Linked DNA regions of Mus musculus: region 2 is linked to region 1. Evidence: chromatin loops called from intact Hi-C (ENCODE). Cell type or tissue: gastrocnemius. All regions are shown on one strand.

What was found. Peaks named below come from ENCODE experiments on the same cell type or tissue, not always from the same donor. Only the 100,000 strongest peaks of a DNase experiment are listed, where the experiment ranks them.
Region 2: a loop joins it to region 1, with 12 times the contacts of the local background. A loop is called at or near these places in 24 of 42 quality-filtered maps.

Annotation. Positions count from the first base shown.
Region 1 is chr4:100,985,621-100,990,620 of GRCm38, reverse strand. Cachd1 (cache domain containing 1) reads right to left here. Exons shown (of 27, transcript NM_198037.1): 20 at 2,379-2,539; 21 at 1,984-2,070; 22 at 1,126-1,242. Among named protein-coding and RNA genes, the nearest start is that of Raver2, 81 kb to the left of the region's middle. In gastrocnemius, CTCF peaks have their summits at 2,028 (motif pointing right) and 3,213 (motif pointing right); DNase peaks (open chromatin) are centred at 473 and 2,054.
Region 2 is chr4:100,585,489-100,590,488 of GRCm38, reverse strand. No RefSeq gene overlaps it. Among named protein-coding and RNA genes, the nearest start is that of Ube2uos, 60 kb to the right of the region's middle. In gastrocnemius, a CTCF peak has its summit at 2,098 (motif pointing left); DNase peaks (open chromatin) are centred at 1,839 and 2,060; H3K4me3 peaks cover 928 bases; H3K27ac peaks cover 474 bases.

The sequences.
Region 1 (5,000 bases):
AAGTATTCTGAGTTACCTTACAACCTCCACGTGGGAATTAGTGTGGTCTTATTCAAAGTCATCTCAGAAGATCAAAGGCAAATGGCCCCAGGGTTGTTTGGTTTTGGTCTAACATGCCCCATGTGAGTGGTCATTATGTTGGTTTTTGTTGGAAAAGGAAGAAATAATAGACAAATACATTCAGGAAAAGAGTAGTCAGTCTGTTTAAAAGAGCTTTCCTAACAGCCAGTCTCCTGAGCCGCGTGCATAGTGAGGCTCTTAAAAAATTACACTGGTGGCAATGCTACCTGCTCCTAAATGTAGCGTGACAACCCATGTTAATCAGTGCTTGGGTGACCCTTTCCTCAGCTCAACCAAAGACGAGGCTGACATGCCCTCTGTGCCCTCGCTTGGCCTGATCCACATGGTAACCAGCAGGCAGAGGGAGGGAATTCCCTCCTCCAGGTCTGCCATAGCCTCTGCCCCATGCCTAGTCCAAAACACCCAGAGGGGAGCAGCCTGCTGCAGGGGACACAGGGCTGGTAGTTCTCAGAACTACCCTGGAGCAGATCTGTTTTCGGAGAAGGGAAAACTAATGAGTTCTGCAATACTTCCCAGAGAAGCCTTGATGGCTGCTGGGTCCTGTTTGGAAGCCCAGATCCTAATCCCTTGCAACATCTCTTGCACTTTGCTTATTGAAACAAAATGACCTCATACACACAGCAGAGGCCCTTTTCAGCCTAGAGCAAGAGTCAAATACCTGTAACCAGTGGGAATGAAAGAGTTCATCTGTGAGACATAAGGCTCATGGTGTAAGAACCATACTAGCGCCCCACAAAGGACATCTCCTTAAAGCATGAAGGATAGGGAACCAAGCACTGGCTGCAGAGGCTCAGTGGGGTTGCTAAGCACTGATCTCAAGATAGTCTCTCCCTCTCTCTCTCTCTCTCTCTCTCTCTCTCTCTCTCTCTCTCTCTCGTGTGTGTGTCAGTTCTTGATACAGGGTTTCTCTGTATAGTAGCCCTGGCTGTGCTGAACTCACTTTGTAGACCAGGCTGGCTTCACGGAGATTCTCTTGCCTCTGCCTCCCGAGTGCTGGGTTAAAGGCATGTCCCACCACACCCAGCTTTCAGGAAGGTCTCTTACCCACTTTCCATCCTCTGGTTACATCTGCTGTTGACACACTGCTGCAGGGCATCTTGCAGGCCTGGGTCGATAGCCGTGTATGTCACTGGCTCCTGGTGAACCTCACAGCTCGGGTTTCTATGTAGGAAGCAAGTTTGGAGGTTAGGGTCAATGGCACCCAAATTCCAAACACCTAGGTCCTTGATAATGTCAGACAAATCTGAGTTTTTATATTTGGTATAGGTTGCTTTGCCACTCAGTGAGACCTTGGGTCAATCCATTTAACTATTGGATTGCTTAATTTGTTTATATTTGTGTACAATAGAAATAATATATGTGCTCATATGCGCGTGCGCGCGCACACACATACACACACACCCCTACCTGAAGTTACAGCACCATAATCTGGCTAGATTGGTTGATCAGTAAACCCTTGGGGATCGTCCTGCCTGTTTCCTGGATTGTTAGGGTTACAGGCACATGTCACTGCCTGGCTTTTACAGGGCTGTGGAGACTTGTACTCAGTCCGCATGTTTGCACGACAGGAACTTTACCCACAGAACCATCTCCTCAGCTTTAATACAGCCATGCATTATTAATACGTCACAGCATATTTATTTGAACCTCAAGGCAGACATTATTTGAAATCTGGCTTACTGACTAGGTTCCTCATTAGAACAAAGCACTTTTGTACACTCTTAACCCAAAACAAATCTATAGAAAACATGATAATAACATGGAGCTTATACACATACCTACATTTGTACATGTGTACATGCATACATACAAATATAAATTTATGCATGCACACACATAAACACACACACACACACACACACACACACACACACACACACGCACACACTTTTTTTTTTTTACCTGTTCTCTGCATTGGTGAGGTTGCCAGTACACTCATTGACCTCCAGGGGGCACTCACAAGGACATTCACATTCATTTTGCTCCATTCTGAAAAGCAAACAGAATTACTAGTCAGAGGTAGATGTCAGCAGAATATCACACACACACCAGGGGATTAAGATTAAAAAAAAAAATCCTTTGCGAGTTTTACAGTCGACGGTGAAAGTGAGGCCGTGGATGAAGATTTAAATAGCATTTGACCTGAACCCGCAGCCACAGTGACTGGGTCATGGGAACGGCACAGATCTAAAGGCTCCTGTAAACCTGGACTTCCCTTCCCCAGGACACATCCCCACCCCTTCTGCTCCAAATGCCTGGCATTGGTCAAAACAGTCCAAGAACAGAATCCAGCCCACCGGTGGCAGTTGAGACAGAGACGGTCCACCATGCTGCAAGCACAGAAGGCAAGAGAGTCGCAGGTCTCGTTGACGATGCCGACAAACGCGTTGGTTCCTGGGATCCTTGTCAGGCGGTACTTAGAGCAGTGGCTGCCGTGCACAAGGTTCGTCAAATCCCCCTGTGGAAAAGATGAAAGACAGCAGTGCAAAGACTTGCCTCAGCCTCTTTGGTTTTTTAAGACAGAGTTTCTCAGTGTAGCCCTGGGTGTCCTGGAACTTGTTTTGTTCTCACAGGCTGGCCTTGAACTCAGAGATCCTCCTGCCTCGGCCTCTCGATTGCTAGGATTAAAGGCATGTGCCACCACCACCTGGCAACTTAGCGTTCTTGCAGAAAAGACAGAATAGTTTAGATTGTGATTATTAAAGCATCACATGGCCACTGTTCAACATTTTTTAGTATTTTTAAAAGGTTTACTTTTATATGTGTGTGTTTTTGGAGGCTAGAATAGGGTGTTGGATCCCCGGGTGCTGGGAACCCAATTTAGGTCCTCTGAAAGAGCAGCAAGGGCTCATGACCACTGAGACGTCTCTTGGTTTAAAATGTAGCCTAGGGAGCATTGTTTGTTAAAAACCTTGTTTTCTTCACTTGGATGAGAAAAAAAAAATTACAGGTAATTCTACCAGTCCCATATAATTTTCATGTAATAGTTGGTATATATTATTTTTCATCTATACTTCCATAAATATAAATTTTCATAGATAATTTTATTATGCTTTTTTCTTTTTTCAATGTTATGTGCATGGCTCTAGTGCCTGCCTGTGTCTGTGCACCATGCATGTGTCTCCAGAGGCCAGAAGAGGGCATGAGATCCCCTGGAACTAGAGTTCCATATGGCTGTGAGTAGCCATGGGAGTGCTAGGGATTGAACTCTTCCCAGTTCTCTGGCAGAGTAGGAAGTGTCCTTAACGGCTGAGCCATCTCTCCAGCTACTAGTTTTATAATAAGAAAAAAAGATAACATCATTGTAGGGGAGTGTTAATATCACTTAGTGTGTGGGGAAATTAGCTTGACTTAGTTGAAGTAGAGAGATCCCACTGTGGGTAGCACCATTCCCTAGATGGATCCTGGACTGTGTCAAAGGGGAATGGGGATGGAATAGCAGCAGATGTTGATGCAACTATGCTCACTGTTTCTTGATCGTGGATGCAGTGTGGTCAGTTATAATAGTCCCCTATGTCCTTGACTTCTCCAGCATGGTAGATGCCACCCTTGAGCTGTATGGCAGAACGAACACTTGGGCTTTTAGTTGCTTTTGTCAGAGCAGTAAATTTGTTTCAAAAGCAAACCTAATTAGCTACAAGCTGCACACTTTTTTCTTTTGGTTAACAAACCTTTCTGCTTCCTAGAATAAAACACAGTTAAAACATAAAGGTTCTTTGAGAGAAGACTGACTTCCTGCTTCTGCAACATTGAAACTGAACTAAGCCTCCTTTTTTCTTCATTCCATAGCTAGCAAATGTGATGGGCAGCTTCTAGGAGTGCCACAAAAACTCAAAATCTGTATGATAATGTTATGTTATAACCATCCTTCTGCATTTGTATCAGATACCTTAGGAAAATTATTCCAACTCACACCAGAGTCTATGTCATTCATCTCTTAAAATGTTGGTGACCAGGAGTCCACATTCCAGGGTTGTGGCACAGAGAGGATTCTGGAGGAGTTTTGTCCAGTGTGGAAGACACTCTCTGCTAGGGCATGCAGTGACATGGCTTATTATGCAAAAAGCTTCTGTACTGGCTAGTTTTGTGTCAACTTGACACAGCTGGAGTTATCACAGAGAAAGGAGCTTCAGTTGAGGAAATGCCTCCATGAGATCCAGCTGTAAGGCATTTTCTCAATTAGTGATCAAGGGGGAAAGGCCCCTTGTGGGTGGGACCATCTCTGGGCTGGTAGTCTTGGGTTCTATAAGAGAGCAGGCTGAGCAAGCCAGGGGAGGCAAGCCAGTAAAGAACATCCCTCCATGGCCTCTGCATCAGCTCCTGCTTTCTGACCTGCTTGAGTTCCAGTCCTGACTTCCTTGGTGATAAACAGCAGTGTGGAAGTGTAAGTCGAATAAACCCTTTCCTCCCCAACTTGCGTCTTGGTCATGATGTTTGTGCAGGAATAGAAACTCTGACTAAGATAGCTTCACTATCAAGAATGCTTCAATTTCGTTTAGGGAGAAAACTTCAGACATTAAGAAATTATCTACTGGGCTGGAGAGATGGCTTAGCAGTTAAGAGCACTGACTGCTTTTCCAAAGGTCCTGAGTTCAATTCCCGAAACCACATGATGGCTCACAACCATCTGTAATGGATCCAATGCCCTCTTCCTGTGTGTCTGAAGACAGCAATAGTACTGTACTCGTATAAATAAAATAAATAAATCTTAAAAAAAAAAAAAAAGAAATTACCTATCCCTGGTCTGTAAGATAGATCAGTGGGTGAAGGCACCTAGCACCCAAATTGACAGTCTGAGCTCCATCTTGGGGATCAACATGGCTAAAAGAGAGACCTGACTCCTGTAAGTGGTCTTCTAACCTCTATCCGTGTGTCCTATGTACGTCTGTGCACCCACACACGCTGTAACTTAAAAAGTA
Region 2 (5,000 bases), 400 kb after region 1:
GCATAGCCTTGCTTTAGCGCAGAGGGTGTAAACTACCCCCTGAATCACAATAAGTAAATATCTGAATGGATGAACAGAGAAGCCGACATTTCCTGGAAAGTTTGCTCTCTAGCGTTGAATACATCTTACGGTAGCCTGTTGCTTTAAATGGAAATAGGAACCAATATCATCATCCTTTCTGCTTTCTTAGCCCCTCAGTCTTGAACAGAGGTAAAGTCTGGAGCTCTTGCAGCCCTGTTGAGAAAGGCACTGGAACAAAAGGCAGCACTCCACATACAGAAGTGTGGAAAAGAAGCAAGCTTGGCCCTTGGTAGTGTCAACCCACCACCAGCTTTGTGGGGCCAGCCCCACCTGACCCAGAGCAGCTGCTTCTTCCTCTTCCTTATCCTCTTCCTCCTCCTCCTCTTTCTTCTTCTTCTTCTTCTTCTTCTTCTTCTTCTTCTTCTTCTTCTTCTTCTTCTTCTTCTTCTTCCTCTTCCTCTTCCTCTTCCTCTTCCTCTTCCTCTTCCTCTTCCTCTTCCTCTTCTTCTTCTGTAGTATAGAATAGAGTTTATTCAGTGCATGGGGAGGGGAGTTAAGAGGGTAGTTGAGAGACACAGAGAATAGAGGTTGGCCATGAGCACGTGGAGAGAGAGGGGGAAAGAGAATGGGGAGGAGGAAGGGGGAGGGAAAAGCAAGGGAGCAAGAGAGGAGCAGGAGCGACCTGGAGCTTCTGATTTTGAGAGGAAAATGAATCTCTGTCTCTTTAAGCCTCTTTTGGACTGCTACCTCTCTCTCTCTCTCTCTCTCTCTCTCTCTCTCTCTCTCTCTCTCTCTCTCTCTGTGCCTATGCGTGTGTGTGTGTGTGTGTGTGTGTGTGTTCCTATCAGTCATATAATATGGGGATCCATAGATATTAAAACCTTGGTGAACATTAAAGTAAATATATCCTTTTAATAACCTTCCCTATTGACATTGGGTTTATTTTAGATTGCTGTAACGTAACTGTCTGTCACATGTAGAGTTAGCCAGGACAATATTAAGTGTGTAGGTTCCCTTAGAAATGGCTAGTGGCTTGTGAGCACACCTGCCTGGGACACACCGTTTCTCCTCTGCAGAAAGCCCTTTTCTCTATCAGGGGAGCACTGTTACCAAGGGCTCCTCCCTGAGACATGTAAAAAGCCCCAGGAGATGATATTGCATGTTGTAATTGTATTTGTTGAAACAAAATTCAATTAGTAAATTTAATTATCCTTGGCTTTTAGGGGGATCGCTTTCCGTTTGGATTCCAGTGTGGTCTCTAGAACTCAAAAATAAGACGAAGAACAGGGGAGAGGGTCTGGACTTTGAGGCCACAAATAAAAGCAAAAAGGGGCCTGCAGCTCTTCTGCAGAGCAGTGTGCAGCAAACAAGAGCTAGCTTTTCTTTGCGTGCCTGATAAAAACCTCAAACCACGTGGGCTTTGCTTTGGCATCTGGATATCAGATTAGTCGGAAAGAACACAGGTTTGGAAGGGTGGTTAAGCTATGGAACTGTTTAGTACAAGATTTGAGCGTCTCTCCCTCCTCCTTCTTTCCCCTGGGGAGGGAGAAGAGAGACAGGGAGGGGATGGGAAAGAAGGGAAGGGAATAAAAGGAAAGGTAATAGGGAGGGAGAGGAGAAGGGGGGTGGGGAGGGGAAGGGACAAGGAAGGGAAAAGAACTGTCAGTGTTCTCAGAGTCTCCCAACCTGTAATGAGAAGGAGGCAAAGGCGCTCTGGGTGGAGATCAGGCTCGGGAGCTTTCTTGTTGGTACCTAGGGCACTCCCGCCCCCTCCTCCCAGGGCGGGCATTAGGCACTGGAAGTCATTGAGCAGGATCACAGGGGCTCTGGCATCTGACAGGCAGGATTGACTGACTTCTCCAGGTTGGCTCTGACTTTACCGAGCAGCACTATCGTTAAGCTAGAGTAATTTCCTCTTAGAAAGCCTTTCCCGCGGTGTGGAAACGTCTTCCCTAGGGAAGCACAGCGGTCCCACTCATAAATGCTCTTGGTTTCTGCCAGCCTTTCAAAGTGCTTGGCTTCTGGGAACCTCAGAGCCTGAGCACGGGCACAGCGGCTAACGGGCGCCACCTTCAGGGAGAGAGGAGTAGGAACAATAAGGCAGATTTTCTAAAGCTGTCTTAGGCTGTAGTGATACCGATACCACTGTTTTTGGGGGGATGTTTAGAAGTTAAGTTTCCCATCTTCTCTCCTACTCTCTTCTCGGAAGTCTGTGAGTCACAAAACTGGAACTCACACTCGTGTAGACTTGAGCTTCAGATTCGCCTCATGTGGTGAAGGCGAAGAGATCCCTTCCAGCGATAGGTGTCCTAACTAAATGGCTTGTCACACCCCAGGGGCAGATTTAAGAAAAATCTCCCACCAAAATGCATCTCAAAGTGCTATGTATGGATGCTCTTCAAAGCCATCCGTGTAGCTGATGGGTTTGAATTCAGGTCTCTGGAAACTGATTTTTCTATCATAGTCTATCAGATGAATTATCAGAAGTACAACTTCTTTTATGAAATGCACAAGGCTCACTGCAGGTCTGCGCCGCTGCTTTTAGTATTTTATAATGCATTTGTGCATTTTTTTTTTTTTGGTCTTCTCAGCAGCCTTAACAACTGAGGTGTCATTCATTATTGCCTATCCTGCTGGACTAGAGAAACCAGTGTGAAAGTGGGTTAACTCCTATCCCCTGGCCACAGTTTGCAAGCATGTGACTGGCTCTTGATGTCAGACTCCAAATTTGGAATCCCCCACCAGCAACCCCTGCTGTTGCCTGTGGGGTAAAGAGTAAGAAATTCTCTCAAACTAGAACTGTTTTGTTTCTAAATGTTTCTATTTCAGCTTGCATGTATTTTTGACATATTTTTCCATTGGCAGCTAAAAATAGAAAATATAGCCATAGCTTGGTAATGAAAGAACTCTTATGATATTTTAGGAAACATTCTCGTTCCACATGGAATTATTTTAGAAATCAAAAGCAGAAAGATCTCTGGGCAATCTCCAAATATTTACTAAAAACAACTTCTAAATAATACATGGATCAAAGAATACAAACAAAATTAGGCCTCTTTTAGTTTTAGTGAAAATTTGAAACATAACAGTTCCTTGGATTGCCAGGGAAGCAAGAGGAACTGAGGGGGACTTTACTCAGGGTTGGTCTCCTTTCCAAAAATGTGGAGTCCAGAAGTGTCTCAGAATGCTTGCTTAGCCATTACAACTTCAGTATGGCCTAACCAGGAACCCCCAAATCCAAGACATTCTGAAATCTGAAATACCCTAAAACCGGAAATTGTTTGCATGTTGGCTCTCACTTTGCAGGGAGCGGAGGAGAGTAGGCAGGATTTTTGGATTAAAGATAATAAGTCTGTTGGATTAAATTCTTGGGTTTGGGGAAAAGTCTTCAGTTTAGGTATCAGCTTCCAGTGTAAGGAATTGGGGCTGGGGGAGTAAGTTAAGCCTAGCACGGTGGGATGCACCTGTACTCCCAGTTGCAAGAGGGTGAAGTTAAGTCTATGCAAGTAGATCAAACAGTGAGAACCTAACTCGAGGACCCCTCCCAAACAAGCATTGCTTGAAACAAACTGAAAACAAGAGTGAGCTGAACTCAGAGGAAGCCGCAGAGGTAAATGAAGAATAGTGTGGCAGAAATTTTAAATTACATTGGTGTATGTGTGTGTGTGTGTGTGTGCAGGCACACACGCAAGCACATGTGTGCACATACATACCTGCATGCTACAGAGAACTTGTGGAGGTCAGAGAACAATTATCAGGACTCGTCTTTCCCCTATTACATAGTCTTTAAGGGATGGAACTCAGGCCCTTAGGCTTGGCAGAAAGTACATATATTTCCTCATATACTTCAACCCTTGCTAATAATTTGACCAAGAACAAAAAGGAATTGAGAAATTACAAAAGCCCAAAGCATAAAAAAACAACAAATAAACAAACAAACAAGAACAAAACCAAAACCCAATAAAGTTAGTAAACCTCAGAAAACGTATAGATGCTTGGAAATCAAACGACACACTTATCTTTACGAGAGCATCATGTGTGATGCATCTGCATGTGCATTTGTACATGTATGAATACAAGTGTACGTGTGTAAGAGCATGCACAGGTAGGAGCTTGAAGTTGCTGTAAGGTGACCTGGATTTCTCTTTATTTACTGAATCAGGGTTCACTGAATCTGGAACTTTCCAACTCTGGCTAGTCTAGCTAGTCGACTTACTTCAAGCCTCCCTGTCTTCATCTCCCAAGTGCTGTGGTTACTGGCGGACACCATGCCTGGTCAGATTTTTTTTTGGGTTCTGGGTAGCTGAACTCTGGTCCTCACAGTTGGATGGCAAACACTTTATCCATGAGCCATTACCCCAGCACAACAATACAATTTTTAAAATTAAATTTTGCTTATCATTTTAGTGTGTGCTTTACTGTGTGTGTGTGTTGCTGGGTACGTGTATCCCAGCATGCATATGGAGGCCAGAGGATACGTTTATGGTGCCAGTTCTCTCCTCCCACCTTTGCATGAGTTCTGGGGAGTGAACCAGGCTGTCAGGGCTGCATCACCTCAGGCAGCAAGCGCTTTTACCCTCTGAGCCATTTCACTGACCCAACCAATACTACCCATTTGAAATAACATTATCATTTAGGAAATGAGTTATTGAGGAAATCAGGGACTAAATGAGGAAATTCTTAGAGTAAAAAGAAAATGAGAATAGATGAGAAAAATTAGGATATGGCCAAGGAAATCCTAAGAGGAAATTTTATAGTTACACATGACCAGAGTGCTCTCCAATAAATAACCTATTCTTAATCTCTAGAAAAGAAAAAAGAATCCAAACTCAAATTAGTAAATGTCAAGAAATAATAAAAACCAGAAATTAATGAGGCAGAGTGAAAACACAATGAATAAGTGAGACAGAAAAAGAGTTAATTCGTTGAAATGATTGATAAGATCAATTGATTCCTAGTCAAACTAACCAAGATAAAGA